2 separate regions of the Homo sapiens genome follow, and region 1 is linked to region 2. A link is an interaction called in ENCODE POLR2A ChIA-PET data of the cell type or tissue named here. Cell type or tissue: MCF 10A. All regions are shown on one strand. Each heading gives the region's core, and the rest is flanking DNA. Links, peaks and the distances in the headings are about the cores only.

Region 1 (15,950 bases), core at 2,655-10,654, 52 kb before region 2:
GTTGAGAGCTGTGGGCTGAGTAAATGAGCCAACCCCTTCACGAGTCTTGCAAAGAGTCTGAGGGGAATATCCCATTTCATAAAGATATAGAGTGAACATAGAGAGAAGGTCATGGAGTTTGGAATCAGACAGACTAGATTTGAATCCTGGTTCTGTCTCAAGCAACTAGGATGACTTCAGCATGTTTCTTGGTGCTTGTGTTTGTGGCTACTTCCTCAATTTTTCAGTAGAGAAAAAATAATACTCATAGGACCACTCTGGTGAATTGTTGAATAGATTGTGTGTTATCTGCCACACTTCAAGTACTAGCATGCATTAAAATCCCTATCCCTTTGCCCTCCAATGTAAAATGATATGAATTCTGTGGCTTACACATAGCTATTTTTTTTTTTTTTTTTTGGCCTGCATAGATAAGGCAATTCCGTAAGGCTGTGTTACCATTCTCCTAAAGGGCCTCCCTGTGGGGCCACAGTACATCTTGCCTAATTTCTTTTTAACAATATTTATTTCTGTGGTCAAGAAGAAGATAAGGTACCTTAGAAGTAGTCACTGTTCTATCTCAATTTGGATATGCTTGTTGAAGAACTCTTACAACCACTTATTTCTGGGAAAAAAAAAAAAGAAATATTTTCAGCCATCTCTTCACCTCAAAAACAGCAGGCATCGTGGATTATTGGAAGGGAATTACCCAGAGAAAGTGCTCTTAAAAACAACTGCATGTAGAGGAGGCTGGCTTATCAACAGGCAAAAAAGGAGATTTTTTTCTACTAAATTTCAGCTTGTCACTATAAACGAGAAAATAGCCACATTCGTAATATATTCTATGGGGACAGTGCTGTGAGTGTTTCTACTGGTGGAATTCTCAAGTACGAGATTCTAAGAATGAGCATTTACTCTTAGAAAACCCTAGGGAATGGCTGTTAGGAATCAGGTAAACAATGAAATGAGAGCCCTTTCAAACAGGGAAGCAAAAAAAGGCAGATCAGGTAAATGAGTTCACTGTAGACCACATTGTGGAAAATGTGACGTGATATGAGACACATTTCATTTAGCATGGATAACTAATGTAATTACAATCAGCTAATGAGTTTTGTTTCTTTTTCTGCATAATATTAACATCATCCAAAGTTAAGAAGGTATTTTTTTCCGATGAAAACCCTAAAGTCATGCAAAATTATGTGGACTTCCTTTCTGATTCTTGGAGAGAAGTTAGGGTTGTTTTAGCCTTTACCTACATTTCAGTTTAAGGCTTATCCACAATCTAGAAATGCAATGTTAAAAGATAAAGAAGGATCTATAGAACACATTTTTTTTAACTTAAAACATGGATATTAGAACTTATATTTGATTATATTTTTCTTTGTGCTGAAGGATTGATCTCCTTGTCTAACACACGTTGAAAATCTGGAGGGGGTTTCATTGGAAAATTGTAGCATTTCCTTTATTAGCGACCCTTAAAAATAACAAGAATAATTAATCTGCTGGTTTAGCTTAAATTTGGTCTTATGACAGGCATGCACACGAGCTGGCTTTTCATTACCCTATCCTCCTCCATGATTCTGTCTTGTGAAATCATGAATGGAATTTCTATGAAAATATATAGCAAATAGGTTCCTGACAAAATTACTATTCACATAATTCATCATCCTTAAGTGACAGAGATTTGTAAATAATGAAATCTAGTGAGAAATCTTTAATTTCATTTAGCTAGTAGCTTAGAAGTGATTCTGATTCCACCTGTTTACCAGAACTCCTAAAGAGAAAATGAAGAAATTTAAACTTCAAATCCCATTTCCTTTTCTTTTTGAAATTAAAAGCACCTTGTTGATGGAGGAGCAGTGATTGGTATCTGTGCAAGGTGGTATGTGGGACCATTTGATCATAACTGATATGATGTAAGGAATGGGGTTGCCTGGAAAAATTAGGAAATGGGAGGGGTGGGAGAGAAATTTAAGAAAGGCACAGGCATGCCACTGGTGGAAATTACCTTCTAGTATCTCCTTTTCTGTTTACAGTAGCTCTTACCTTTCTCCAAGGGATATGTATTGAGTATTCACAAAGAAAGTAAAATGGCTCCAGTGTTACCTCCATTTGTCCTGTTTATTGTTGTGGCTATGATGTTTTTGGCTAATTATCATTGTATCCTAAATTCTTTACTAAATGGATGGATGAATGCATGCATACATGGAAGGATGGACACATGGAAAGGATGAATATATATAGGGGTTTCGCCCTGAAATACCTTAAGATTTATTGTATTTTAGATTTTAATGGACCCGACTGAGATTACTGATGACTTAATTCACTTCTTGCCAGTGAGAAAAGGTAGCCATGTGGTGAGAAACTTGAAGGTGAGAACCATTTTCCATAATCTTTTCCATGTTTGTAACTCACATATTTTTTATTTCTTAAAGTTTCCATTTTGATTATCATTTCACTTCTATATCTCCTGTGGTAGGTAAGGCATATGTATTTATCCCTGTTTCTAGATTTCCAGAGAGGAAAATGAACTACCAAAGGTCATGTCCCTTTCTGTTTTGTGCATCCATGTAGCAGATGGACACCTTATCAACAACTCTTGCCATGAATTGGACTGTCAAGCAATGGGGGATACTCAAAATATCAATAGGATAGTGAGCAGGAGCATTAAATTCTAGGTTTTATGTTGCCCCTAAAAAAATCTGTGACTTCTGTCAATTTACTGAACCTTGGAGGCACAGTTTCTTCATCTGTACAAGGCCGGGCAGTTCTAGTAATTCTCTGATTCTCAGAATCTAGGGAGCTTGTCTTAGTGGTTAGAATTTGGCTCTGGGTTTAGTCTACTTGGGTTTGTAGGTACCTTCGCTGCTTCATAGCTTTGTTACCTTGGCAAAGTACTTAACCTATATAATCCTCACTTTTCTCATCTGCATAGTGGGGATAGCAGTAATAAAACCCCTTGAAGAGTTGCCATGAGGATTAAATAAGATAATCCACAGGAGGCATTTTGCATAGTGCCTGATGCAATTAAGTGCTCAATAGATTAGCAGATCTTCTACTGTGGCTTATTCAGAAAAAGTTAAGGTGAGTATCACTGATGTTTTTAGAAAGCAGTTGATATTAACAGGTTCCTATATGACTGATCCAACTGCCTGAATCATGCCCAAATCATTAAAGCTTTCTAAAGGGCAGAGCCATCATAACTAATCCCACAATGTCCCACAGGCCTCTTCAAAGAGAAAAATGGCCCCTCTGGGAGCTCAGCAATTGTTTCAGGATGATAATGTTGATAATTCCGTCGCATCATTGGGTTTTCTGGTGCAGACAGGTAAGACACGGAGACCTTTGGGTTGATGGCAAGATTTGGAGGGCTGATTATGGCGCCTTTGATGTGAGGAGGTATTCCTGCAATCCTTCCGAGACACCTAAGCTGCTGTAAGTAATGACTTTTGTTGCTCATGTATCTGATGCTTCTGCCACTGTGTTGTCTCTGAAAAATTTGCCAGCCTGACACCCAGGATCTAGTTGTAGAACACTGCAGGAGTAATGGTATTTTTTCATGTGGTGCTCAACATACAACTCCTACATTGAATTTTAACTATGGGATTTTTGTGAATTAAAGACTTTCAGGTAAAATAGATACAGTGAATAAGGTGGGGAATACCTAAGAGAGCAGCCCCCTTTCACCCATTGGCCCTTTTCTTTTGATTTGGTTAAGATTCTGTGAATATCTGCATTAGTTATTGTTATGAAATGCGTACCCAGCTCTTCTTTGTAGCCTTCAGAAAGAGCAAATAATTTAGTGTTGTGCAGCATTAAGGTTTATTGGCCACAAAACACAGATAAAGACTGTGATGATAAAATTTTAGAATGCAGACAGGGAGTTTAGTAGTGGCCAACTTTTAAATTCCTGTGCCCAGTAATCCACGTGCTCTCTCAGTGAGGCTATGCTGCTGGGACCATCTAAGGTAAGGGTGTCCAATCTTTTGGCTTCCTGGGGCCATATTGGAAGAAGAAGAATTGTCTGGGGCCACACATGAAACACAATGATAGCTGATGAGCTAGAAAAAAAATCACAAAAATTCTTATGTTTTAAGAACATTTATGAATTTTGTTGGCCCATGGGCTGTGGGTTGGACAAGCTTGATCTAAGGGTTATTTCTTTTGTTGAATCCTGTGGGGACTACGGACATTAGATTCACACTTTTATCGCCAGATCCAAGCACTGATTAGTTATCAAGTCAGGAGTTAACAAATATTTGTGGAAGGAAAGGGTGAGGACGGAAAGGAAAAATTGAGGGAGAAAGAGAAAGGGAAAAAGATTAGAGCCTACCTCCAATAGGTGACTATAAATATTTTGTTGTTGTTTTTAGTTTTCATTCTGCATTGTCACTTTGGGTAAGGATAGAGTGTTTTTGTGCTGTTGAAGAAATAGCATTAACAGATGAGTTTTCAGGTGTCTTAAAACTGAACTCTGCCTATAAGATGGACACAGTTGTCCAAACTACTTTAAAAAACAATAGATTCAGTTTTATACTCATTCACTTAAAGGGTAGGGTAGATACTTGTCAAATGTGGTTTTGAGGGTTTACACTGGAAAGAAAAATCTCATCAAAAATATGAAGCAAGGCCTCCCTTCTCTTTTCATTCTCATTTGGAAGAAAGGGGAGAACATCTTATTTTAGTCTTTTTTAAAGAGCATAACTTATTCAAAGGCTTTGTTACACTCTGCAGGACACTACCCGTATTTAAGTTAAAAAAAAGGATTCATGAGTGAGCCAGCAATCAACAAGTATTTACTGAAGCCTCATATACCAGAAAGTTCAAAGTGCTAGTTTAAATGGTCTTCCTAAGGTATTTAACAAAGTCATGTCACAAAATACATTGTAGAAGATAAACATTTATCAGTGAGTCATCACAGACCACAAGTGCCCTTACAACAGAGTGGACGTATGTGCTTCATTTTCTGATATATTAGTAAATCTGAGAAATATTGTCCAGGTTGTATAGGATGTACAGTATTTTCATTGTCTTTAAGTGCCAGCGGACTACAGATGGCTCTCAGATCCCCTTGGATCACTTCTGTGTGGTTTGTGTACCTATTTTGAATCCTCTAGTCTTTTCCTGAATCGAAACCTCACATTCCAATTAAAATTGCTTAGAAATTCAGCTCACCTGATAGGGTTGAGAATATTTTCTTCTCAAGTTGTGGTTTCTACTTGATCCCTTATTTGTAAAATTGAATTCACTGACTTTGATCTAAATAGTTAGGGTTGTGAATATTAGTCTAGGTTTTAATCTAATCCAAGGAATGGTTACTTCTCTTTAGTTTTTCCTTTCTGATTATAAAAATAGAGAGTTGTGCTATGAATTTCAATAAACAGCCTGGTTGGGAGAACAATTCTGTCTGTATCATTACAGGATGCCCATTAAGAGTTGACTCAAAGGTCCCTTTTCCCTGTGGCTGAAGGTGGTAGTTTGCCGTCCTGCAGAGTCAGTGGTGGCATCTGTCACATGCCACTTCCGCAGAATGCACTGATGTGGATTAAAGATCTATAACATCATCTAATAATGCCTATCTATTGGAGATAGGCATCACTTTGATAGTATAACTTTGGGCCTTAGAGATGTGGTATGCAAGTTAGAAATTTGATTGTACTATGTGTATAAAAGCTGTTTTTAAAGAAAGAGCTAAAATCTAAGGTGGTAGCATACTAAAGCTTAGTTTCTTACTTTAAATATCACAGTAGATTCAGATCCTGACTTATGAGGCCAAAAAGGTTAGCAGTCCTGATAACCTTGCTGTACATTTAGAAATGAACTAGTCAGTATGTGAGAATATGCATAGATTCCTAGAAGATGTTACACATCAGCAGATCAGCAGTGTATTAGTCTGTTTTCATGCTGCTGATAAAGACTACCTGAGACTGGGTAATTTATAAAGAAAAAGAGGCTTAATGGACTCTCAGTTCCATGTGGCTGGGGAAGCCTCACAATCATAGTGGAAGGCGAAAAGCACATCCTACATGGCAGCAGACAAGAGAGAATGAGAACTAAGCAAAAGGGGTTTCCCCTTATAAAACCATCAGATCTCATGAGACTTACTTATTCACTACCATGAGAACAGTATGGGGGAAACCACCCCATGATTCAATTATCTCCCACCAGGTCCCTCCCATAACCGGTGGTAATTATAGGAGCTACAATTCAAGATGAGGTTTGGGTGGGCACACAGCCTAACCGTATCAAGCAGTTTAACTATTTCTCTCTTATCTGAAATCTATTTTATTTTATTTTATTTTATTTTATTTTATTTTATTTTATTTTTTTAGAGATGAGGTCTCACCCTGTGGCCCAGGCTGATCTCAAACTCCTGGCCTCAAGTGATCCTCTTGCCTCAGCCTCCCAAGTAGTTGGGATTACAGGTGTGAGGCCCTGTGCCTGGCCTCTCTCTGAGATCTTAAAATGAATCTGGTGAGGAAAGAAGAAAATTGGAAGAAAGCCAACTATTAAAAACTAGAAAACACTTTTAAGGACTTGAGGAAGAAATAAGCATTAAGACGTATACATGTTTCTAATTTCTAGCAATGAGATGTTAGTATAGTACAGACGGAAGGCATGTAATTAAGAAATTTACCATTAAGTTGGGAAATCCTATCCCATGAATACAGATGTTTTAGGCTTGCATAAAACTACATGGAATATCTTCAATGCAATAATAATAAGCAGTGCTGTCTGGACATTTAAAACTTTTTTAAAAAGTTTGGTATCCTAGAGACAACTATATAGATTTTGCGAGAAAATGCCCACTGGGTCATTGAAAAATAAGCTTATAGGGGTATATGCATGGCACAGTAATTTCATTGGTAGGAGATTTCTTTTAGATTTTTAGCTTGCCTTTAATGGGCTCTATCCTACATCCCAAATACCTTCTTTTCTTTTCCTCCATTTCCCATACAAGTAGTGATGTGTTAATTTCAAAATGTTAGTGATAAAATACTGTTGCTAAAAATATTTCAGCTTGCCTGGGCTTGATCTGGGGAGGACACATGTTTCTGGGAGAGAAGCCACATTCAACCCTGTAATGTTGTGTATATGCTACTCTGCAGGGCGCACCTATGCCAAGAGGCAGTTGGAGAAAATGGCTAAGCTGGTTGTGGAGGCAGACTCCCTGGGTTCAAAGTCTCATTTTTCTACACACTGGCTAACTGTAGACAAGTTACTTATTTCTCTGTACTGTAGTTTTCTCATGTAGAGCCTGGAGATAAGACCAACTTTATAAAGTTCTTGAGGAATTAAATGAGTTAATACATAGAATAGTGCTTGGCACATGGTATATACACAATAAGTATTAACTGTTGCTATTAGTTGTCAGTAATGCCTTGCTAGCACAATTTCTGTACCTTTTGTGATATTAGTCTGTTTTCACGCCGCTAATAAAGACATACCCAAGACTGGGAAGAAAAAGAGGTTTAATTGGGCTTACAGTTCCACATGGCTGGGGAGGCCTCAGAATCATGGCGGGAGGCAAAAGGCACTTCTTACATGGCAGCGGCAAGAGAAAATGAGGAAGACCCAGAAGCAGAAACCCCTGATAAAACCATCAGAGCTCATGAAACTTATTCACTACCACAAGAACAGTATGGGGGAAACTGCCCCCATGATTCAAATTATCTTCCACTGGGTCCCTCCCACAACACATGGGAATTATGGGAATATGATTCAAGATGAGATTTGGGTGGGGACACAGAGTCAAACCATATCAGATGTTATGAATAAACCTGCAAAACACAGAGACCCTCTTACTAAGGTAGAAGCTTAAAAAACATGACTAATTTCCAGTGTTTTTTTTTTTCTGAAGCTTTTTTTAATTAGCCAGCTACCTTACTAGTTTGCAAATGCCTTAAGAGCAAGGTTCATATCATATTCATCTTGTAATACCTCTGCCGCACCTAACCGAGTATTGAAGTGTTGAATTAATAAATCTTCTGGAATTTCTTGTTTCTTCAGGTTACATTAGGAATATGAAGTATTATGAATGGGGCACCTAGATTTTCAAAAAGGAGATAGAATAGATGGCATCTCCACTAGGCCCAGATAGAGTATAAAAACAAAAGCACGGCAAGGCGCGGTGGCTCACGCCTGTAATCCCAGCACTTTGGGAGGCTGAGGCAGGTGGATCACCAGAGGTCAGGAGTTCGAGACCAGCCTGACCAATATGATGAAACTAAAATTTAGTCTCTACTGAAAATACAAAAATTAGCCGGGTGTGGTGGCATGTGCCTGTAATCCCAGCTACTTGGGAGGCTGAGACAGGAGAATTGCTTGAAGCCAGGAGGTAGAGGTTGCAGTGAGCCGAGATTGCACCACTGCACTCTGCCTGGGCAACAAGAGTAAAACTCCATTTCAATAAATAAATAAATTAATTAATTAATTAATTAACAAAAGCAAACTAAAAAGACACTTCTCAGAGCTACTTTGCTTATGTCGCTAGTTCATGGTAGAAGGAAAATGGTGACTGTAGAAATGGTCAAACTGGGATCTTTTTCAGGAAATGAAACACGTAATGTAGACTTCTGTGGAAAGCATCCATAGACTTATGTGGAAAGCATCCATAGACTTCCGTAGAAAGCATCTGTAGACTTCCGCAGAAAGCATCCGTAGACTTCCGTAGAAAGCACTGATGATGTTGTATAAACAGACCATAAGGAGATTGAAGCCCTCCATGTATTCTGTTTGCCCTTGGAATATATGTGCATGTGCATGTGCTTGTGTGTTTATTTTCATTTGGGTTTATGCCCTATTTTTAATTTGTAAGCAGAACAAGAGGCAAAGGGCTCTCATATGCCCGTAGAATTATATAGTCAGGCTTTTCAGGAATTTTTTTTTTAATCCTTCAACATTTATCTTTGCATCAAAAATAAATTTTTTAAAAAAAGTAAATAAGGATAAAAGAAAAACCGAGTAGGTGGGAGAGAAGGAGGAATTTGGAGTCATGGGAATGGGCAGGTGTTCAGGTGATTTAAAAGGAGAAGTAAAGGCATGTTCCTGGATAAATGTCGATATGCATTATTAAATGAAACAGTGGTAAAATATAGACTGTCAGAAGCATTTTTCTTCCAGAGACATGAGGAGAATTGAAATGCAGTTTCAAAGGAGGAGTCTCTTTCGGTGTTTCTTCAATCATTTTTTTGTTTGAAGCTTTAATTACAGTGCTCCTTGCTACCTAATGCTTTCAGTTTAAAATGACATCACAAAAGAGAGGGGAAGATGTAATTGCTCAGATGAAGGGCAGCCATCACAGCAGCATTGAGGTATTTACTCACCAGGGAGTTCCTGCTACATGATTCTTTTCTAGATCAACATTTTGTTTTTGGAATGCTTTTGTATCATGCATATTTGACATGGTTTGTCTTTAGAGTGATTGCTCTGATACTGCTATTGCCAGAGCAGATAATAACCTTCGGGAAATAATGTATTCTGAAATAAAGGAACTAGTTATTTGCATAGTTTTCTCTGGATTGGATAATGTGTACAGGTGGCTAGTGGCTTCCTAAACGTTTAGTGTTCTAATCAAATAAACTTGTATTTAAATACATTAACACAGACCAATACACGCACATAGAAGCACATGTGTACACATAGATAGGTGCACATGCATGTGTACACATACATCACTGTCATAGCTCTTCATGCAGAATACTTTGCTATTCAGCCCCATCAACACATACTTTTTGAAAATATGCTCAGCAGAGGGGTACAAGCATACAGAGGACTCAGACCCCAGTCTCAACTTCTTCACAGTCTGATGGGGACAGACTTGGGAGCAGAGATGCTATGATGGGGGAGGCTGTGTACATTGCAGCCTGAAAACAGAGTAGAAGAGGGGCCCTTTCTCCTTCGGGCCCCTGGGAAGACTCCAGGAGGTGATGGATGAACTTTGAGCTGGTCATTGGTGAAAGAACATGGATTAGCTGAGCAGAAAAGAAGAAGGAATACTGGATGCAGTAAGTAACCACTTTGGGACTAAATTTACACCAAAATGAGTATTAGTTCCTTTGGTTCCAAATGGTTCAGATGTTCTTTAAAGGCACTGTTCTTACTGCCCAGAGGAAAGAGAGTGAGCTGAACCATACATGCTTGTAGTAAAGATTGTATGTATGTCATATATGTATATCTATATATAATATATCTACCCATGATTATACGTTGTCTATAAAGCCCCTTCACACTTTTTTTTAACCTCATAGCAGCTCAGCAGGTCAGTTTAATATGATCATTATTTTTCAGCTAAGGAAAGGGAGGCTCACAGAGATACATGGCCCAGTTTCCCTCCAATGATGTTCTGGGACTCACTGCTCTTACTCAGGTCTGTGCTGCCCATTACCTCCGTGAGGTTAGATCACAGGTTACAAGTTAGATCTCTGATATCCGGATCTCCTGATGGCATTAGCAGCGTTTAGTCAGTGACTTTCCTGGGCCTGCCTGGATCACTCTCACTTCATGTGGATGATCTCTCTCAGGAAGCCATAGATTTTGAGCAAAAATGCAGACTTCCCAGAGGCTTTGCCGGGTCCTCCATCTCACTCCCCTCAAGAATTTCAACAAATCTGTTAATGCTATTTTGTCATTTCTGTACTTCAAAGTGTTTCTGCCAGGCATACCTTGTCTGTCCCAGCTCTGACTCTTTGGGGCTGAGTAGGTTTACTTGTTTATTTTTTGGTTCTTACATGTCTCCAACTCCATGTGGATTTACATCCTACTGGGTGAGGTTTTGTTTTTCCTTGTGTCTATAGGTGAGAAGATGTGAACATACAGTTAATTGAAACTAAGTCTAGAATCATGAAGCCAGAAGGAGAAATGTATTAGAATTAGAAATGACATCACAGGCCGGGCGCAGTGGCTCATGACTGTAATCCCAGCACTTTGGGAGGCTGAGGAGGGCGGATCACGAGGTCAAGTTCAAGACCAGCCTGGCCAACATGGTGAAACCCCGTCTCTACTAAAAATACAAAAATTATCAGGGCATGGTGGCACGTGGCTGTAATCTCAGCTACTTGGGAAGCTGAAGGAGGAGAATTGCTTGAACTGGGACTCGGGAGGCGGAGGTTGCAGTGAGCCGAGATCGCACCACTGCACTCCAGCCTGGGCTGCAGAGCGAGACTCCATCTCAAAAATAAATAAATAAATAAAAGAAATAAATAAAAAATAAAGAAAAAAAAGAAATGACATCACAAAAAAGGGCTGGCTCCTCATAAAGCAGTCTTCACACACAGAATGTATGCTGTGTGACCAGGAATTTGTAGCAGCTGAGAAACCATAGTTGTTCATAAGAAAAAAAAAAAAATTAGAAGGCACAATATGCCAGTATGGCTAGCCTGCCTGCGTTAGGGTCTCAGTGATGCTGGTGGGAAACCTAAAAAAAAAATGTGAAAAATTTTCTTTTCTTCTTTTCGTGCAATTAGATCTTCTTGACTAAGAAAAAATGCAGACAAGCAATTACTCCGTTACTTTAATTACTCTCCTAATTATAACGATAACCTTGTCACATTATCATAATTCCCCAAACAGAAAAACGCATGCTCCAAATTGCACCAATATTTGATAATTTTACCTTGTTAACGGCTCACTGTCAGTATGTAGAGCACTACATTTTTTCCCCATTACCTTTCTATTGCACAGTCTATATTTCTTTGCCTCAGAAAATGATAATACATTCTGTACAACATGTTTGTGTTGCACAACCCCGTGATTTGAATATGGCTTTTTAACGTCTCGCAGTTTCAGAAGCTATCTCCTGAGCAGTGTGTAATTCTCTCCTGGCTGTTTGATGGTAATGGGAGCTGTACATGTATCTGGAGAGAGGAGAACCAGCCTGGGGGTAAGAAAGTAGCTATTTATCAAGGTATCTTACAATCTCAGTTTATGTTGTTGTAAAATGTTATTGTGCACGTTCCCTGAGATTATATCCGCTAGACATTTGTCAGCCATTGTCAACATACTGTAAGGAATAAGCATGTGTATTATTCCAGTCAACTTAATTTTATTCTGCATTTCTTTGCCCTCATTTTCAAAGAGACTGACTACTGGGGACCCTTGCTTAATGGTGCCATCTGCTAGGTTATGAATTGTACAGAACGAATGTTGGAAATGTTCTAGAACACTCACAGCACCCTGGCAGGTAGATGGCAAGGCATCCTGATGCACGGCTCCTGCCATCATGGAAATTCTCCCTCCGTTATTACAGCAAATGATACTGTTGACAGCCAATAAAGTTACAGAATGACTGCCTAGAATACAATGATAAAGTAGGAACGAGATAAAATAGAATCGTACCAGAAGCCTTTCCCACTAGAATGTCAAATTGCCCTTTTTTAAAAATGTATCATAAAGTAACCTTGAAAATCATTAGTTCTTTAGATAGCCCCGGTCTTTGGTAAAATTATGAAATTCTATTGCTGTCATTGTCTTTGTATTTTGTTGTTGTTGTGGCTGTTGTTTGGTTTTAGTGCCCCTAAAATTCCAGAGCTTCTCATCCTCACATCTATGTGACACTTCTGTCACTTCCATGGACACATTCCCTCATTTCTTTTCTGTCCTTAAGCTTTCTTACCAATTGAAACTGGTCTCAAGATAAGTTGAAGACTCTTTCCCGCTACAGGGAATATGACTAATACCAATGCTTAGTGTTAGTTTTCTGACAGTTTTTACACTTTAAAGCTATGAGTAAAACCTTGGACTAAATGCAGGCATCTGAGAAAGTAAGTAACAATGCCGTGGAAGGAAAGGCATCACTTGTTTACACACCTGGTCACCTTCTTTAGTCCATGGGACTCACTCATGTTTCCAAGAGAATATTTCATTTCCACACAGACATAGACATTTCTGACAGTTAAATCCAAAGTAACTCAAATGCTACATAACATTTTTACATTGTTTTGTGTGTTTCTTGGGTGTGTGGCATTTGGCATCAAGAAGACCCGTGTTTCAATGCAATCTCTGCCACATTTTGGCTGTGAAGACCAAATGCAGGTTATTTGACTTTTGGGAAACTCAGTCTCCTCCTCTGAGAATTGAGGTTTGTAATACCAACTCATGAACTCATTCTAAGGATCAGATGAGATAATAGATCAGAAAGAGTAGGTGGGTCTATAATGTTAGTTACTTGAAGCTGGTTCCCAAATCTCCTCCTAACCCACCTTTCTTTCTTTCTTTTTTTTTTTTTTGAATCTAGACTCAAGATATATTAAAGACTATGCTCATGGACATCAATTCTTTCCTGTCCTTTAGGGCAGTATTCAGGCCACACGGTTCAATAACGGGAAAGAATGTCGTCACATGATTGCATCATGTTCTTCAAAATGAAATCTATTGAACAGTATAAACAACAAAGAACATCATTTGTCAGAATGACCTGGGGGAAATAGTCCAGTGAAACTAAGCAAAGGGAACTTTATACCGTGAGGGAAAATCAATGGATTGTAACAGAACCCTGCAAGAAGAGACATAGCTTTCAAGTTCCAGAGACCTAGAGGTGACTGAGAAGCAGGATGTACCAGAAACTGGGCTTCTTGTTCTACTTATCTAGCGCCCTTTTCACAGTGTTGTATATGTAAATAAATAATAAAGCAGTGTGATTTTTAATTTTTTTTTTTTTTACTTATGTAAAGTTAGACATCAAAAAGCATCTGTTGGACCTCCACTCCTTAAAAGGAACACATACTAAGTTTGAGAATTATGGTTCTCTGGGCATTGCTGCCTGGCAATTACAGAAGCCTAGGGAAGTAGGGGTTATCACAGTTGTTCCCAGGTAATATCACAGTAGTTACCCCTGTCACCAGGGCCTTACAACCACTTCCTAATGGTGAGATTGGAATGAGACTGGATGTGTCTGACTCCATGGTCTATGTTGTTTAACAAATGCCAGATACATTGAGTCCCACACACCTTGTGTTAGTTTGTTCTCACACTGCTGTAATAAGCTACCTGAAACTGGGTAATTTATGAATAAAAGAGGTTTAATTGACTCACAGTTCCTCAGGCTGCACAGAAAGCATGGCTGGGGAGGCCTCAGGAAACTTACAGTTGTGGAAGAAGGGCGAAGGGGAAGCAGGCACCTTCTTCACATGGTGGAGCAGGAGGAAGAAAGAGAAGAGGGAAGTGCCACATACTTTTAAAAAACCAGATCTCCCAAGAACTCATTCACTATCATGAGAACAGCAAGGGGGAAGTCCACCTACATGATTCAATCACCTCCTTCCAGGCCCCTTCTCCAATGTGGGGATTACAATTCAACATGAGATTTGGGTGCGGACACAGCAAAACCATGACTTGGCTCAGATCTCTTACCTCCAAACCCTAGTACTTTATGTAATCTTAAAATAGAAAAACAGACAAACAAAAAAATAGATAAAGTTGACTTTTCTCTCAAGAAAAGTGAAATGTTCTATTTCCTCTTAGGTGGAGACCATGAGTATGTCTGCTATTTGTACATAACTCAATGGATGATAATTGATCTAAATTCCAGGGAAGACATGAGAGTTTAAAGGGAGACACTCATGTAGAAGCCCTAGTGTGAAAGGGCCCCTACATTTGACACTTACGTGGACAGCCAGAAGTCAGGGCACTTGTCCTCTTCCTACATAGATGAACTTATTAAGGGAAGGAGAGGGTGGACAGAGCGTTTTGCTTTTCTATGGCCCTGTTTTGAATGTTGACATGGCAGAACACCAAAGTGGCACTTGGCTACCTGCTCTTCTCTGCCTGTACATAGGGAATATTTCAGCCAAATGGCATTGTTTTCTCATAACCCACGAATTGATTTGGCCAGTGACTATGTATTACTCGAATATGTATTGCTTGGATTGGCTTCAATTGCCTATATCAGTTTAGAAGCTTTAACAATGTTTAACCCATATGTTGAGTAAAATTTGGGAGTATTAAAAGAAACACTGGTTTACCTCATTTTAGTACAAATGAATCGTCTTAGAGAAATAGAAAGCAATCAAAAATTAAACAAGTAAATACAATCACCAGTAACCCGGGTTAAAAATATATTTAGGTAATTAAAAGCCTAAGTCATTACATTTCCACTGGACCAACCAAGATTGTTCCAAATGTATTCGTGGAAGATTTATTAAAGGATATTTTGACATTGGCAAAAGGGCTAGTTTTCTGGTGGGTTATGAGGCTCTCAGATAACATCAAAAGGCAGTATTTGAAAGTAAGATTCTGTCATGCACACCGTTTTCTGTGTCTTTTGAAGACGTGGGTAACTCTATTACAGAAAAATACTACTATACCTAGCATGATTGAAACAAACTGTATGTAATGTAATGTAATAGTTCTTAAACTGTGCAGCTTCGCATCCTCTGCAAATCAGCTCCTACATCTGGACGATGAGAATTGTAATAGCACTGATCTCAAAGGGGTTTTTGGTTGTGATGTGAGATAGATAAGATTTATCATGTGATCACTAGTTTTATCAAGTGAAGGAGATAAGAGACTCATCCTATGATCACTAGTTATCTTGGCTCTCTGCCTTACCATTTCTATGATAGCAAGAAAAGAGCAACAAAGTTATGAACTCTGCCAGTCTTGGTATGCAATTTGTAAGATAGTATGTATAACAGTCAGTGGTACAAAGCCACAGAAATCCTAAAGTGTTATTTTAAACCAGATTTCCATTTTCGTCACCTCCATTCCTTTCAGGGATCTTGGGAAAGGGAATGAACTACTTTACTTTGAAAAACAGTTTTGTTTTGTTTTATTTTCTGAACGAAGATAATGAAAGCCTTCCTGACCCAAATAGCATATGCAGCCTGGAGTGTCATATATTGTTTTTGCATAGGAGTGATATTAATAACCTGAGTATGTATGCAGTCATCAAAATAGCTTTTGTCATAACATCACTTGTGTGCTGCTATTTGTCTCATAAGTAATCTGTCACATTCATTTTAAGTTGAAGTGTG
Region 2 (15,950 bases), core at 3,065-11,064:
CCTCAGAAAGGAGAATGTTCAGCTGACCAGGGAGGGACTAAGGTACAGGAAGCAGTGAAGATGTAGGGATGGAAGCTGAAGTGCTGTAGGTAGTGTAGGATGAGATAGAAGGGAGATGCAGCATGGAAGAAACCAAGTGAAATAATGTTGCCCTGGGCAGGCGGTAAACTATGAGTCCAAGCCATCAGGGCCGGGTTGAACTCACCATGGACTAGTGGACCATTGTTGAGCCATTTTTTAAGCATTGCTTACAAGCCTCTTTGAACTTTAAATGACACAGCATGATCCTAATAAAGAGGTTCTGGAACACAGCCAGACTTCCAGGACTAAAATTATGCCCAACATCACCAGTTCCCTGGGGAGGCCACAGGCCTCTGGATAATGGAAGACAGCAGGCTGTCCTAGCAGCTGGTGAATGGCAAGCTGCAATGGATTAATGGCTTAGGGAGCAAAGCCCTGAAGACCTTCCCAGCCCATAGGAAAAAGCACAACTCTGGAGTCAGAATACTTGGGTTTGAACCCCATCTTTGCTACTTGCTAACTGGACAAGCTTGAGCAAAGTCCTGCTACTCCCTGAGCCTCAGTTTGGTCGCTTATAAAATGAGACTAATGATAATACTTGCCTTAGAGAGATGTGAGGATCAAACAAGATGCATCAGAGAAAACTTTGTAAATTCTATGCAAATATTAGATTTTAAATAATTATAATTATTACTGGTAAAGTCACAGAGATGTGGATAGCTAAGAAAGAGTACTAGCAGAAGGATTTCCCTGTGTCTGACATACTCAGCTCAAAAATGGGAAACTTTCCCTTGAGGTCACCGTGGAATGTTTTGAATATCAGGTTCTAGAAATAGTTGCTTCTGGAAGTCAGGTGGGAGTGTTCATTGTCTACCACCAACAATGATTATTGATCTGTATGAAGGAGCAGCCATTTTCACAATAGAGAATTGCTTTTTAACCATATCTAAGCCTGTGAATACAATTTGTTATTATTTATTTATAATGAAGGGTAGTAAAGTGTCTGCTTAGATATATAGTGACTTATAAATGCATTTGCACATATGTATTTACATATGCACTCTTATACATACGTACACCCTGTAAATGCATGCATAAATATGCATGTATATTACACAAAAATACACATGTACCTACTTGATTTTCTTTACTGTCTCCTGACAAAGCAATCTATTCAAATTCAGTTTCTCAAAGTAACCATTTTGCTACCACAACCTTAGAATAGTCCCTTTGCTCCGACTTGGAGTTGTCACTGCAGAATTATTCCTGGTACACTACTGGCTTTGCTCCCTGCCCAGCTTCTCAATTGGAAGGCGAGATGGCACTTCCGATTTTATTAAAGCACGCTGGAGCTCAAAGAACAAATTGGAGAAATCAGGATTGATTACGTTATGTGCTCTCTTTGTCTTCCTCCGGGTTTGTTCAAAGCCAAGTGTGAGCTTTCAAAGCCAGAGTAGCTGAATGGAGTTCTATGCTCAGCACAGGGAACTATGATTTGGCAAATGTTCCAATTATGAAGAGTGAAATGGAAAGAGTGGGCGTAATTTTGCTTTAGGAACTGCACCTTCACATCAGTGATTTTTGCCCTGTTAACTGAATAGATCTGGCAACTTATTAGGAAACAAGTTGCTGGAGTGTCACAAACGGATGGTGTCTTCTTTGATGCATGTGAATTCTTTGTGTAGGGGACCCTTCATTTCTGTTTAAAATGGAACAAATAAACCATTTGGAAGAGGTATTACATAGAAATCTACTATAACCCCAGAATAATGATTACCTCTGTTTTAGGGTTTCGGGTTTTTTTGCTTTGTTTTGTTTTGTTTTGCTTTTGGAGAATGGGGGCATTTGAGCGCATAACTTCCTTCTTTACATCTGATGGGGAATGTGAAAAGTATAAATGAAGTTTATCTTAAATGCCCTGTTCTCTTCAAATCTTTCAAATATTCCATTTAAATAGGATCTTTCTCTTTTGTGTCTGGGTATAATTTTGTTGATACCTCTTTGGCATTTATGACCATCTGCCTTAAATTATTAATTGGGCTTTCATCCTTGCCGTCCTCTCTCCTAAATAATGTGCAAGCAAGGACTTTAACTGATTTATTTCTGAATTCCCTGAAGGTACTTGGTACAAGCTGCAACAGAGAACAACGCCTGTAGAGCTATCTACAGAGAACAGTAGATAGAGGCCCCTTTGTGTCTATGGGAAAGAGGAAAGTTGAGGTTCCGGGCATCGATTATGAAGGAGAAAAAAAAAGATGTGTCATGATGCTTTCTAGAATAATAGGATTGACTGAATAACTGATAGCTTCAAAACCAGCATATAAAGAATAGCTGTGTCTGACTGCTCATTGCTGAGTGAGGTTTTCTGATAAGGATGAGATAAGGTCAGGTAAATAACTTCTGATAATAGATGATGGGATTTCCTTTTCATTCTTACCTTTCTTTCTTTTCTGTCACATCTTGTTAGGTAATTAAGACCTGGATTGAGACCAGGCACGGTGGCTCACCCCTGTAATCCCAGCATTTTGGGAGGCTGGGCGGGCAGATCACCTGAGGTCAGGAGTTTGAGACCAGTCTGGCCAACATGGCGAAACCCCACTCTACCAAAAATACAAAAATCTGCCAGGCATAGTAGTATGCACCTGTAGTCCCTGCTACTTGGGAGGCTGAGGCACAAGAATCAATTGAACCCAGGAGGTGGAGATTGCAGCGAGCCGAGGTCTCTTGCCACTGCACTCCAGCCTGGGCGACAGAGCGAGACTCAATCTTGAAACCTGGATTGAGAATGGAGAACAGATCCGAAATTAAATGTATGCATGTTTCTGGATAACATAAGGTAACTTTTCCTTGTGTCTTGAGAGTGCCATTTTTACTGTGTTAAAACATGGCTGCTTTAACAGAAATGGAAGCCCATTTCTGTTGCTTTCTTCAATATCATTTTGATGCACTGAAGAACTTCAGGAAGCCATCCTACCTAAATCTATCCCAACCTGTCTTACTAGTTAGTGAAAACATTTTTGTGGAGTATCTTGAGGGTGGGATGGGTTGGAAATTGTCACATATTTTAAGATTGAAAAGGAGCTTAACTATAATCTGCTTTGTCTCCTTTCATGCTGGTGGGTGGCATGACGCCTAGGAAAGGTAAGTGATGTGTCTGCCTTAGCGGAACATTCAGGAGTAAAATCATGACTTCCTGAGTCTTATCCAGATCTTCCTTTACTTATGCCTATTTCCTCTGTTTTCAACATTTATATATTGCCTGGTAATCGCCAATGTGCTCATTTTATTTACGTGACTAGATTACCAATTTACTAAGCACTCGAATCATATCTTTGACTTCTTTTGAGCTCCCACCATCTAGCCCAAGTCTTTGAACATCATAATTCACAGTAGTATTGTTCACTTTAAGGATTAATGATTGCTGTGGGCTGCATTTGTTTTCATAAATTGCTCTGGGTGAAGAAATTGAGAGAGAGTTGGAAAACTCCACCAAGAAAGAAAAAAAAAATCAGAAGCATTTAAAATAAATAAGCCTAGGACTGTTTTTAAAACTGAGAAGATTTTTTTTTGTTGTTGTTCTTATTGTTTTTGAAATTGGACTAATGGTAGAGGGAATAAAAGGATCCAGATAAACTAAATTGCTCTAAATAGCTGTAGTTCAGAGCAGTGCTAAAGAAATACCTTCAAAGAGTGCTTAGAAAATGGGGAAGAAATTAGTCTTTCCTGCTGTGTGTGTTGGCAGAGGGGTGAAGTGGGTGGGGGTTAGGAAGGAAAATAGGAAGACATTTGGTCCTCCCAGCCTAGTCTGGCTGTCACTCCTGTTAGTGCCGACATGATTCTTTGACACAGAGAGTTCAGAATCATCACAGGTCACAGAGAAGATGCCAGTAAGAATTCATAGCCCTTTTGGGGCCTAACTGCAGTGAACCTGGTAAATAATTCAGGCAGTCAGAAGTGCCTGGGTATGGAAGACTTTAACTGAGCGTTTTCATCTTTTCTTTTAATATCATCTCAGGCCTTTCCAGCTAATTTGATTAAAACCTACATTTCCCCACACCCCCTCTTCCTATTGTCAAGAAAGACCATTTAGGGAGCCCAGAGTTTTGTTTTCTCTCAGCTACATTGTGCTTTTGATAACTTGGAAATATAATTGGAGATTGGGAACATCATTAAGCCAGTACTGGCAGCTCTCTCCTGTGAATGGTGCTCAACACTTTTGCTTGAGTTTTGCCTCAAAAAGTCATAGATTTTCCAGATTTTAAGGCTGATAGAACCATGATATACATTTGAAAACTTATATAGTGTACATGTTACCTAATATCAGACATAATTGGGACAGTTACTTCAGTTAAATTAAGAAATCATAAAGATATTTAATAATAACTTGTGGCTGGGCACGGTGGCTCACGCCTGTAATCCCAGCACTTTGGGAGGCCGAGGCGGACAGATCACAAGGTCAGGAGATCGAGACCATCCTGGCTAACACGGTGAAACCCCGTCTCTACTAAAAATACAAAAAATTAGCTGGGCGTGGTGGCGGGCACCTGTAGTCCCAGCTACTCGGGAGGCTGAAGCAGGAGAATGGCATGAACTGGAGCTCGCAGTGAGCCAGGATCACACCACTGCACTCCATCCAGCCTGGGCAACAGAGCAAGACTCCATCTCAAAAATAAAAATAAATAAATAAAATAAAATAACTTGTACACAGAAACATCAAATTGGACATTAATTGGCCAATCTTTTGACGTACAGCTCAGTTTTCATCTATATATTTCCATAGCACCGATTGAATTCATATTATTTTCTCCCCCAAATATGTCAACCCTGACTTCCAGTTTGCTTTATTATATTGAGATGAAAGATTTGTAAGATTCTCTTTTCCCTACTTCCCCCTCCCCCGCATATACCAGCAACTTTAGCTAGCATTCATGATTTTTTCTGAACCATTCAAGTAAGTTTTCACACCATGAGTAACTCCTTTTTGTACTCCTAATATTGCCCAACCAAATATTTCTTTATATTATATAATTACAGTTAAAAGGTATAAGTGGCATCACATACTTAGGGACTCTTGGTGAGCGCACAGCTCAATGGTTAAGAGTACTGTGTGGAGGTATTAGAAGAATATTGTAGCAACCGCTAACACTCAGTATGTCATGGGCTGGTGTATTTTGTTGAGGGTGTGAGAACACAGTGTTTTCTATGATTAAATGGAATATTGGTAGGAAATTTTCTGCTACATATATCCCACCTACCTGTAATCTTGGGAAAGTTACTTAAACACTTGACGTCCCAGTTTCTGCATCCCTAAAATGGCAATGTAATATTTACTACACAGTGTGGCCATCAGAATTAGGTAGCAAATCTCAAGCACGTGGCTTGGTGCATTACACGTTACATGTTACATGTTAGCTGTTACTCTTTTTTTTTTTTTTTTTTTTTTGAGAGGGAGTGCTGCTCTGTTGCCAGACTGGAGTGCGGTGGTGCGATCTCAGCTCACAGCAGCCTCCGACTCCCTAGTTCAAGCGATTCTCCTGCCTCAGCCTGCCGAGTAGCTTGGATTACAGGCACGCACCACCACGCCCAGCTAATTTTTGTATTTTTAGTGGAGACAGGGTTTCACCATGTTGGTCAGGATGGTCTCCATCTCCTGACCTCGTCATCTGCTTGCCTCAGCCTCCCAAAGTGCTGGGATTACAGCTTGAGCCACCGCACCCGGCCGTTAGCTGTTACTCTTATTTCCATGCTTGGTAGTCTATGATAGTGTCTCTCAAACTTCTTGCATTATTACACCCCCTTCCCCCACACCCCCTGCCACCATCCGAAGGAGATTGCCTAGATTTTTTTTTTTCTAAAGATTGCCTTCCCTCATGACATTTTAATACTACAGATCTACTGTATATCTATGGATGTACTGTAGCCACCTGGAGGGACACAAATTCTCATAATAGCTAAGGTTTTTTTAAATCTCTTTTCCACAAGAACCAGTTTTTATCCCGCTGGAGAAGACGCCATATGCTCATTGGGAATGCATGATCTATTGGGTTATAGATGATTGCGTTTTTGCTCAACCCAAGCCATCAGAGCACCATGTTAGAAGAGGGTTGACTTTCTAATGGGGGATTGAGCAAGTTTTGACCCAAGAGTCATGCTCCCTCCTCTCCTGGAAGTTTTCCTGCCGAGATGGAAGCTTAGATTTGGGAGCCAATGGTGCAGAGGGTACAGTAAGGGATTGATGCACATCAGTGATTTTTAGAGTCTGGGAAAGCAATTAGAGTTAGGCGATATGACTTTTCTTAATAACCACTTAGCAGCAGTTTTCATTTTTGTTAATGGATTGTCATTGAAGATTCAAAGTCATTATTCATTGAACAGAAAAGTAGGGAGTCAGTGGATTCTTGCAACAGCTAGGGGTGGGATCACAGCACCAGGGAAAAGAAAGTTTTCGGCTCCAGGAAGAAATGTTTTTGGGGAGGCCTGGAAGCTGAGATTGAATTCAGTGTGAATGTCCAGAAGAAGGACTTGCCTTCAGTTTACAAACAAGTTTTTGCTTTGCAGTCCTTCTATGAGAGTTGGTTGTAAGTGAGCTGTTTCTTAATCACCTTGTGTTGTAATTAGTTGTGGCATGCTTGTCTTATGTATTATGCATTTTATGTGCTTTCTACTGTATTAAGAAATCAAGCGTCTCTGTATGAGTCAGCTCATACTGCCCGAACAAAGTACCACAGACTGCACAGACTGGATGACTTGAACAACAGAAATGTATTTTCTCACAATTCTGGTGGCTAGGAGTTCAAGCTGTCGGCAGGGCTGGTTTCTTCCTAGGCTTTTCTCCTCAGATTGTATTAATAGATAGCCATCTTCTCTTCTCTTGGGTCCTCACATGGTCTTCCCTCTGTGTATGTCTGTTTCCTAATCTCCTCTTCCTGTACAGACACCAGTCATATTGGATTAGGCCCCACCTTAATTACTTTATTTTAACTCGATGCTCCCCTTAAAGACTCTGTCTCCAAATATAGTCACATTCTGAGATACTGGGGGTTAGGACTTCAACATATGAGTTTTGGGTGGGAACAGTTTAGTCCATTAACAGTCCACTGCCTCTCATGTGTTTGCTTGATAAATGATTTTTTTTTTTTTCTTTTTTGAGACAGAGTCTCACTCTGTTGCCCAGGCTGGAGTGCAGTGGTGTTATCTCGGCTCACTGCAGCCTCCACCTCCCGGGTTCAAGCAATTCTTCTGCCTCAGCCTTCCAAGCAGCTGGGATTGCAAGAGCGAGCCTGCCACCATGCCTGGCTAAATTTTGTATTTTTAGTAGAGACTGGGTTTCGCCATTTTGACCAGGCTGGTCTTGAACTCCTGACCTCTAGTGATCCACCCGCCTCGGCTTCCCAAAGTGCTAGGATTACAGGCATGAGCCACCTTGCCCAGCTGATAAATGATTATTGAATAAGTGAATGAACAGATGAATGGATGGATGGATTTTTATTTAATTGTGGTAAATCTGTTGAATTAGTAACTCTAGCAATATTCGTGAGTTAAGTCATAATGTTTCTTAAAGTTTTTGTGTTTCTTCCACCCTGAAGATATGCTTAACAGATGACATTCTTCAGCAATGTTTCTATTTATTCAGGAAGTATGCACGACCCTTCTCTTCTTGGAGGCAGGTCTGCTCGTCATGTGAAGAGCCACTGCCCTCAACAGGCCCACGCAAACATTTGCCAGCGTCCTGAGCAAGAACATGGGGAGAGGCCTGCTTTAGATCTAATTGTTCAAAAGCTACAAATCTCATTAGCAAGTTGTTTAAAAAGTGTAGGCACTTTGCCTATTGTGACCCATCTGGCTTCCAGAATATCCTGGAAGGCCAGGCAGATTTGACCTTAGAATTCTCAAACTCTACCAAATACAGAACAGAAAGTGGCAGTGCAGGGATAACTGGTCCAAAGTCTCTTCCTTTCCCACTGAGGTTCCGTCCTGAAACCCAAGAGGCTTTGCACACAGACACCCCAGCTCTGCACTCCTCCTTCCCAATCCGAACAAGCTTAGAAGTGTCATAACCTCAGGAGGACAGACCCAGTGGAGAGGTCCTCCAGGGCCCTGTGAGAAAGTTGGAGCCAGGAAATTCTGGAATCTGGGCACCCAAGATGGAACCTAGAAGGAGCAATACAGGCTTTGGATGGTCATATCCCTTTGACCCTGTGCGTTCCTTACCCTGATAGGAGGGGTGTTGGTTGTAGGTCTAAGGTTGGTACTGTGGTCAATTTCAGCTTTTTCAGGAACTCTCACTGGTTTTGAGATTATTCCCATATTCTGAATTCCCTGCAGAATGGTCAAGAGAGTTGGGGAGATAGAACATTTGGAGAAAACACTAGAGTCAGAGCGTAGCCACCTGCAAAGGTAGTTAATGGAGGTGGCTGTTTCACCGGGAATTTGTTTCATTTAGTCTTGACCTCTTGACCCTGAATACCTAGTTTCTGCACCTGTGAGTCCCCCCAAAAGACAAAGTAACTCCGTTAGGAGACTTGGTTCTAGAAACATATGAGCATATTTCAGGAAGAACCAGAGCATGAGTGGGCACCTGCACGCCTTAAATGGGGCCTGCCCTCTGCAGTGAGCCATGAGCTGGGGGAGCAGCCCCGCACCTCTATTCTCAGGTGAGACAGGGTCACCTCTCGTGAGTCACACAGCCCAGGCAGCCTTCTAGAAACGTGTCAAACTCTATTGCACTAGTAACTTTTTTATTGCTAGGGTCACTAAAAGCCACTTTTTCAAATTATCGGAGGTTGTTTGCCAGGCTGTGCACAGAACTTCAGAAGAAGGAAAAAAGCCAATGGTTTTCTTCACCACACATAGAATAATTTATAGGTAGGGACCAATTTACTTGCTAGGGAACAGTGGGTGGCCTGTGCCTTCCCCAGTGGAAGGGACATTATGCTAAGCAGGGTGGCAGGCTTCAGTGCTCATGATAGAAGTCAAGAGACCCTTCTAATTAATTACATGGCTGTCTTTACCCAGCATGGGTTCCTCACTTTCTCATCAAAGACCTTGTTTAGTCAAAGCTGTATTTCTTTTATTTATTTATTATTTATACTTCCTCTCTTTCTAAAGAGAATTTGAGACAGGTGGAAAAAAAAAAGTGTGGGGATGTTCGCGAGAAGAGACTCTCTGAAATGGGACATTTGAAGAGAGAATTCTGACAGAAGTTCAGAGCATACTTTTCTTCTCCAGGCTCTTGTTCTTGATAAAATTTCCTGTTCTACTTCATCATTACTTCTCAAGAACTTCTTTCAGCTCTTTATTGGCTAGATCCAGGTAGCGTCTTTGATCTTTACCTTCTCACCATACCTTCCCTGCAGGCTTTTCATTGCCGTGAGAATAGAATCTAAATGGATTACCAAAGCCATAAAGATTTGCCTGTTTAAGTCCATTAAAACTCTTGGCCCTATTTCTGCACTTTGCCTTCTCATTTCTCATAAAATTTCTGAGACACACCAGTCTTTCAGTTCCTGCCAGAGCTAAGGCTCTCCCTTCCTTGTATCCTTGTGCCTGCTCTTGCCTAGACCTGGACTTACTTATTGGCCTCTCTTCTCCTGAGCACCATCATTCTGCACCCTGAATCCCCCATCCTTAGCAAATCCTCATTCTTTAGGAATCCCATTTTCTAAGTTGCCATCTGTGACTGCCATATTTAAATCTACCTGACACACACCATTATCATCGTCTATGACACTTCTTTATTTCCTTCATGACGTTGCTTACAATTTTATCTTTTCTAATCTCAAGTTTTGTAGTTTTAATTAATGAATTTTTTTTGAGACAGAGTGTCACTTTGTTGCCCAGGCTGGAGTGCAGTGGTGCAATCTCGGCTCACTGCATCTTCTGCCTACTGGGTTCAAGTGAATCTCCTGCCTCAGCTTCCAAAGTAACTGGGATTACAGGCACCTGGCACCACACCCAGCTAGTTTTTGTATTTTTAGTAGAGACAGGGTTTCACCATGTTGGCCAGGCTGGTCTCGAACTCCTGACCTCAGATGATCCACCTGCCTTGGCCTCCCAAATTGCTGGGATTACGGGCCTTCTTGCTTTCTAAACATAGCACCTTCCTGACTGTAGGGACTTTATCTGTCTTGCTCACCTGTGCGTCACACGGGCCTCCTGCTTCATCAGACACAGTGGCCACTCAACAATTGCCTGATGAATAAATGCATGAGAAATACTAGTTTTAAAGAAAGGTCTGATACACTTCACTTGGTTTGGAATGTTTACCAAAAACCTTTGCTTTTCTAGAGAGGGTTGCGGGCTAATCCAAAAGAATTGGTTTATAATTATGAAATTTTAAAAAGCGTCAGAGAACCAACAAGGAAAGATTTTTGAGGAAATGGAGGCTCATCAGGAAAGCACAACATGTGAAGTTGTTGCCCACTCACATGTCTTTTTCCTTGACCTGTTTCTAGAATGTGTTGTCTCAGACAGCTGACCTGTCTTGGAGATGTAGTACTTTATAAGATGAACCAAGTATGATCCTCCCAAGGACCAGGGCCTACAGTCCAGTCAAGCTTGGGAGTGTAGCTAAGGGAGGAATGAATAACCCACTGTCATTTCAAGCGTAGGATTCTCTCATCACTCTCACTGTTTTAAATCTTCTTTATCATCACAGATTTTACATTATTCCCTTATGTATGAATGTTATTTTTATTGACCATTGAAGATTGGAACTTTTTTCTGGAAAAACATCACATGGTTGAGTCAAGGATGAAAAGTCAAAACTACCTTTTCATGTGAGGGGAGAGAGAGAGAGAGCGCGCGTGCGCGAAAGCGTGTGTGTGTGTGTGTGTGTGTGTGTGTGTGTGTGTGTGTGTGTGTATTGGGACCACCTTTCAGCTGTGTTGCCTCCCTCTGGTGGCCATTATATGCACAAGGCCTGGGTGACATGGACTGAGTCAGAATGTAACTTACTTTTCAAAAAAAAAAAAAAAAAAAAAAAGACTAAGTCATTGTGTGCACCTGAGTTTTTAAAATTATTATTGGTGGGAACTCTTTAAAAAAAGAAAAAAAAAAACACAGTTAAGTGGTTGAAATTGATTAGCACTACAAAAATATGAGCTTTTTGCCTTTGGGGTAGAGTTTGAAAGCTGCCATGGCCTTCAATGAAAGCAGCATTCTGGTTGTGTATAAACCTGTAAAAGGATCTGCCTGTATGTTTAAATTCTTCTGTGTTTGGAGAACACATCTCAGAATTCATTCACATAATCAAGGCCACCACTATAGATTATTTTAAAGGTAGCTTTTAAAACCTGTTGTGTATTTTCAATATTCTCCTTCAAATTATTCCTTAAGAGTATTGTGCAACCACAGTGGATATGATATTGAGGCAGCTTATCTGGGTTTTATTTAAAGCTTTAGAATGACTCGATTTGATCTTAACCCATTTCTAGTCATGTTCTTGGGGTGGGTTGGGGGGAAATGTCCTTGAAAGAAGGAGAGGGTCAAGGATAATAAGCAATACTAATTTTCTTCTGTTTCTTATCCCCTCTTGTTCCTCAAATCCAGAAATAGTCTCCTGAACATAGCCTGACACCTCAGCATGACAGGTGTTCTGAAGATGAGAAGGCACATTGTAAAAACCTATTTATTCAGTGAGGAAATTTTATACCATTTACATTCAGAGCCATCTCTATGATACCAAAATAGGCTTAAGCAATGAATTTTTCATTTTTTAGACTCAAAACCAGATAACTCACCTGGAAATACACACTATGTAATTTCATTTCATGGGCCTAATCAATATCTTCGACCGAAATGTGTATTCCTCTTGTGAAGGAGACATAAGATTTTCTGTTTTGTTATGTATATTACATATGTGCAATATTAGGGTAGGGAAGTAGGCCTTGTTTATATTTTTGGATTGAGTTTATTTTTTTCATAAGCTTTTTTATAGCTCTCAAAGATATTGGCCTATTTTACGTTGATTCTAACTGTGTGGAATGGTAAAGTAGTATGCAATTAAAGTTCGGTTGAACTGTCACATTGAATTTATATAAATATTTAAAATATATTGTTATTATATAAGTAAAAATTCATATTTTTTGTGATAGATCACGAATACTTAGTTGATTTCAGGTCACAGCCATCATAGAACTGAACTGTTAGGTACATACATGCCTCTGAACAAACCAAGTATGTTATGTTTCTGAGTGACCCTATTTCTGCAGTACTATAAGTCAATAAGAGCATGGAATTTGATGTTATTTGGTTAAAACAAATATAGTGCTGTAGTAATTGCAACTATTTCCTAGTTGCATGTTCTATGCCTTTTACAAAGGTCATCTAGTTTCTTTATGCCCAGGGACTATTCATCCATCGCTCTATCTATCCCTCAATCTTTCCAGATAGCTTTAGGTAGCTTAAAACTCTTGAAAGCTATTCTGAAATATTATCTCACTGATTCCTTATGGGACCTCAGATTGAAGATGTCAAAGAGTTTTTGCAGACTACCTTTTCAAACAAAGTAATCATCTGAAGGTCGTTCTTTGACTCGTTCATTTGTGTTACAAACAGATCTTGAATGCCTGCCACGTATGGCTGTAGGCTCTGGGGAAATAACGGTGAGCGAAAGCAGACCAGCCTGTCTGCCTAGAGCTTACAGAGAAGCAGGACAGAGGTTAGGAGCAGGCCCTGCAGCCCATTCCTGAGTTCAAGTCCTAGCCCTGTCACTTACTCACTGATCAACTTCATAAATGTCTGCACTTATTTTCAGGATTGATGGAAGGAAGATGTATATGTATATTACCAAAGGAAAGAACTATGATCAATGAATGAACAAGGAAAGTAAAAGTTGATGGATTCAGTACAACCAACTCTCTACCAAATTAGGGACAAATGCTCCCCGGCACAGGAGCTTTTGTTGTTGTTTAAAGCTAATCTTAGGAATGACCAACATAAAGAGTGTGTGTTTTCCACATGTTAGGCAATGTTCTAAGTGATTTACAGCCCTCTAACAACCGTGAAATATTAATACTATTATTTTCTCCATTTTATATGAATTAACTGGGACATAGAGAAGTGACGCAGTGTGCCCAAGTTAACACAACTGGGAAGTGGAAAAGCTGTTCAGGTCCTCTGTCTCCAGAGCCCAGCTCTTGCTCATAACACCTTTTCTACCTCTCTTAAACCAGTTTATTGAGTGCCTAATTGGTCCTCTTAGTTACTTTATATGATTTATATCTAATCCTCCCAACAATTTCCTAAGCACAGCTGATTATCCCCTTTGAAATTAAAAAAAAAAGGTAAAATTCAGAGAGGTTAAGTCAGGTGCCCTTTGTCATGCTGTTAGGGAATGGAAGTGCTGAGATAAGAAACTAAATTCTGACTGACTCCAAACCCTCAACTATTTCCACAACATCAGATCAGACCCGGAAGAGAGAAGGACCAGTTGTTTCAATTCCCTGAAAGCAATTCCTGATAGGGAGCGGCTGGGTGGTCAAACGTTAGTGACTAATCATCAGCCCCACTTGGGAAAGTTGACAAATTGCACCTGACCCACCTCCTTTGCAGACCTATGAAACCACAATCTGCAGGGGTGGGGCCCAGAAACCTTCATTTCTCATCACTTTCCCCTAGTGTTTTTAATGACCCTCAGGTTTGGGGAACCACTGTACCAAGTGATGAGGGGGAAATATTTTTCCCAAAGGTTACTGTCTAAAAAATCAGTTATTTTCTCTGAAACATAAGATGGTTGGTATCTGTTTGAGCAAATGAATGAATGTTATGAATGAACTGAATTATATTCCTTTGAAATGGATTGAAAGTACATAGACATTCACTGTAGAAGATACATCTGTTATGGACCATATACTTTTATATCTTATTAGTACTCTCTCAATTTATTTGCCTCCTGAAATTCTGCTCTACCAGCTTCCTTTTACTACCGGGGACCAACTACCCAACCAGTTGCTATCAGGAATAGCTTTCAGAGCATCAAGACAGTTGGCTATTCTTCTAGATCCAAACACCGTGCAGGCAGTAGTTGACGTGGAAAGAGGCCACCCAGTCCTGCAGTTCCAGATTTTAAAGGGAGCCAGGGATGATCAGTGGGATCTCCCTCCCAGTGGGCTGAGAGAGGCAGGTAGCAGTAGTGAAAGTGTCTTCAATTTCATCCATTTGAATTTATAACACTGGTTATTTGTTCTCAAGTTACCCCCATTACTCCAACCAATTGGAAACCATGTGAGAACAACGCTTCAAATGTATTAGAATATTTTGTGTTTGCCAAGAGCATAGCTTTTCCTTTTTGGTCTGATTTTAATGTTTTCAATTTTAGACTGACTGGAGCCTGGAAATGGCCAACTGTTTAAACAAAGTGTTTCTTTTCTTTTCTTCCCTCCTCCCCTCCCTCTCTCCTTCTTTCTCCTTTCCCTTGTTTCTTTCTCTTTATCTCAGTAAAGAGAAATATCTGCCTAATGATCAACTTCCGGGGGCTTGGTTGAAGTTTAGTGAATGAGATAGAAAAATGGTTTCAGGCTACGGGGTGGCTATTGATATATGTTTCCCTAAATTCCTTTGCTAATCCCCACACCTTGGTCAGCTAACTATAGGACTCTCCTGATTATTGTGCAAACAGTAGAGAATTCCTCTTCAGTATAGCTTTCTCATTGTATCACTTCATGCACTGTGCTGCCTTGTCACAATTCAGCCAGTGCTGAAACCATTAAGATTTTATTAGGTTTGTCCTTGTCATTCTATTACGCGATTGGCAATGCTTATTGACAATTCTTATTTTCTGTACTATGATTTTTATAGTTTTAGTTTATTAAGTGCTCCTGGAATACAGGCTCCTGGAATTAATTAGAAAAAGAAAAAACCTTCTTAGGCAGCACTAGGAGAGAAACACTGAGCAGAAAGCTATAGCATGACTTTCGTGCTTTGAGTCTCAGTTCCTATGAAAAGAGTTAAATTACAATAAAGTAGCCTGGAATAGCTGCTGGTTTTTACTGTCATCTTTAAGAGACTGGCAAGGACGGGTTCTTGCTGCCCCCAAAGAGCATTTTTTTTGCATGTTGATTTATACTCAGGCTTTTGAAGCTATGGTCTCCTTTAAATGAGAATTTCTGTTTTTACCTAGCACCTGCCATTAAGCCATTCTTTATAATTTCTAGTTTCCTGGAGAGGAAGCAACATATTCAATACAGTATTCACACAAACAGGGAAATATTTAAAAGACAAAAAAAAAAAAAACCCTTTTCCTTTTGATATTTGAAATTCATCTTGTAAAGCAACTATTTTTATCACCAACATTTAGACTTATAGGTGACATGCCCAATGATTTTGAAACATGAGTTCGTTTAATATCTTCTAGAAGCACGACTACCTCAGTGAGAAGCGGACAGAGAGTTGGGAGAAAGTATTGTGCAGTTAACATTTTTTTCCTTCTCTCAGTTGAGCTGGGATTCATCTCTGGCTTCACATTACAAGCAGCTTGGATCTGTGTGCAGAACTTACATTTCTTCCCTGGCTTGGGCCTCTCTATCCTTCCGATTTTCACAGAGCCATCCTTTGCCTGCAGTGTTTTTCCTGATACCTCATGGGCTAGGGTAGAACTCTTTCCACAGGACCATGATTACCTGATGCTCTAGGGTTAAGAACTCTTTACATAGAACCCTAATTCCCTGCCTACTCATTTTTCTCCCCTCACTTAACTTTTAAGCCTCATGAGCCAAAAACTACATCAGCTCTGCATACAGCTGTATCCTCGTTCTAGTGCTCAATAAGTATTGGTTCAATAAATGAATGGAAAGTATATTACATTTTCATGCTTTTTGATGTCCATGGGAGAAGTATTTTTAGGTTATGTTTATTAGAAATTTATCTTAATTTTCTCTAGAAAATTGTGGCAATAAAGCCAACTTTCTAAAGCACTTGTAAGAAGGTGT

What was found. ChIA-PET counts read pairs that join two places held together with the same protein. Peaks named below come from ENCODE experiments on the same cell type or tissue, not always from the same donor. Only the 100,000 strongest peaks of a DNase experiment are listed, where the experiment ranks them.
Region 1: POLR2A ChIA-PET joins it to region 2 with 7 read pairs; 3 of 35 experiments call an interaction of 5 or more read pairs at or near these places.

What each region holds. Positions count from the first base shown.
Region 1 is chr14:85,549,430-85,565,379 of GRCh38, forward strand. The region is part of intron 1 of FLRT2 (fibronectin leucine rich transmembrane protein 2); the gene reads left to right. Among named protein-coding and RNA genes, the nearest start is that of FLRT2-AS1, 26 kb to the left of the region's middle. In MCF 10A, for the core only: no CTCF peak of the experiment used is centred there; no DNase peak of the experiment used is centred there.
Region 2 is chr14:85,601,080-85,617,029 of GRCh38, forward strand. All of the region lies in intron 1 of FLRT2 (fibronectin leucine rich transmembrane protein 2), which reads left to right. Among named protein-coding and RNA genes, the nearest start is that of FLRT2-AS1, 77 kb to the left of the region's middle. In MCF 10A, for the core only: a CTCF peak has its summit at 10,922 (motif pointing left); DNase peaks (open chromatin) are centred at 6,692 and 10,892.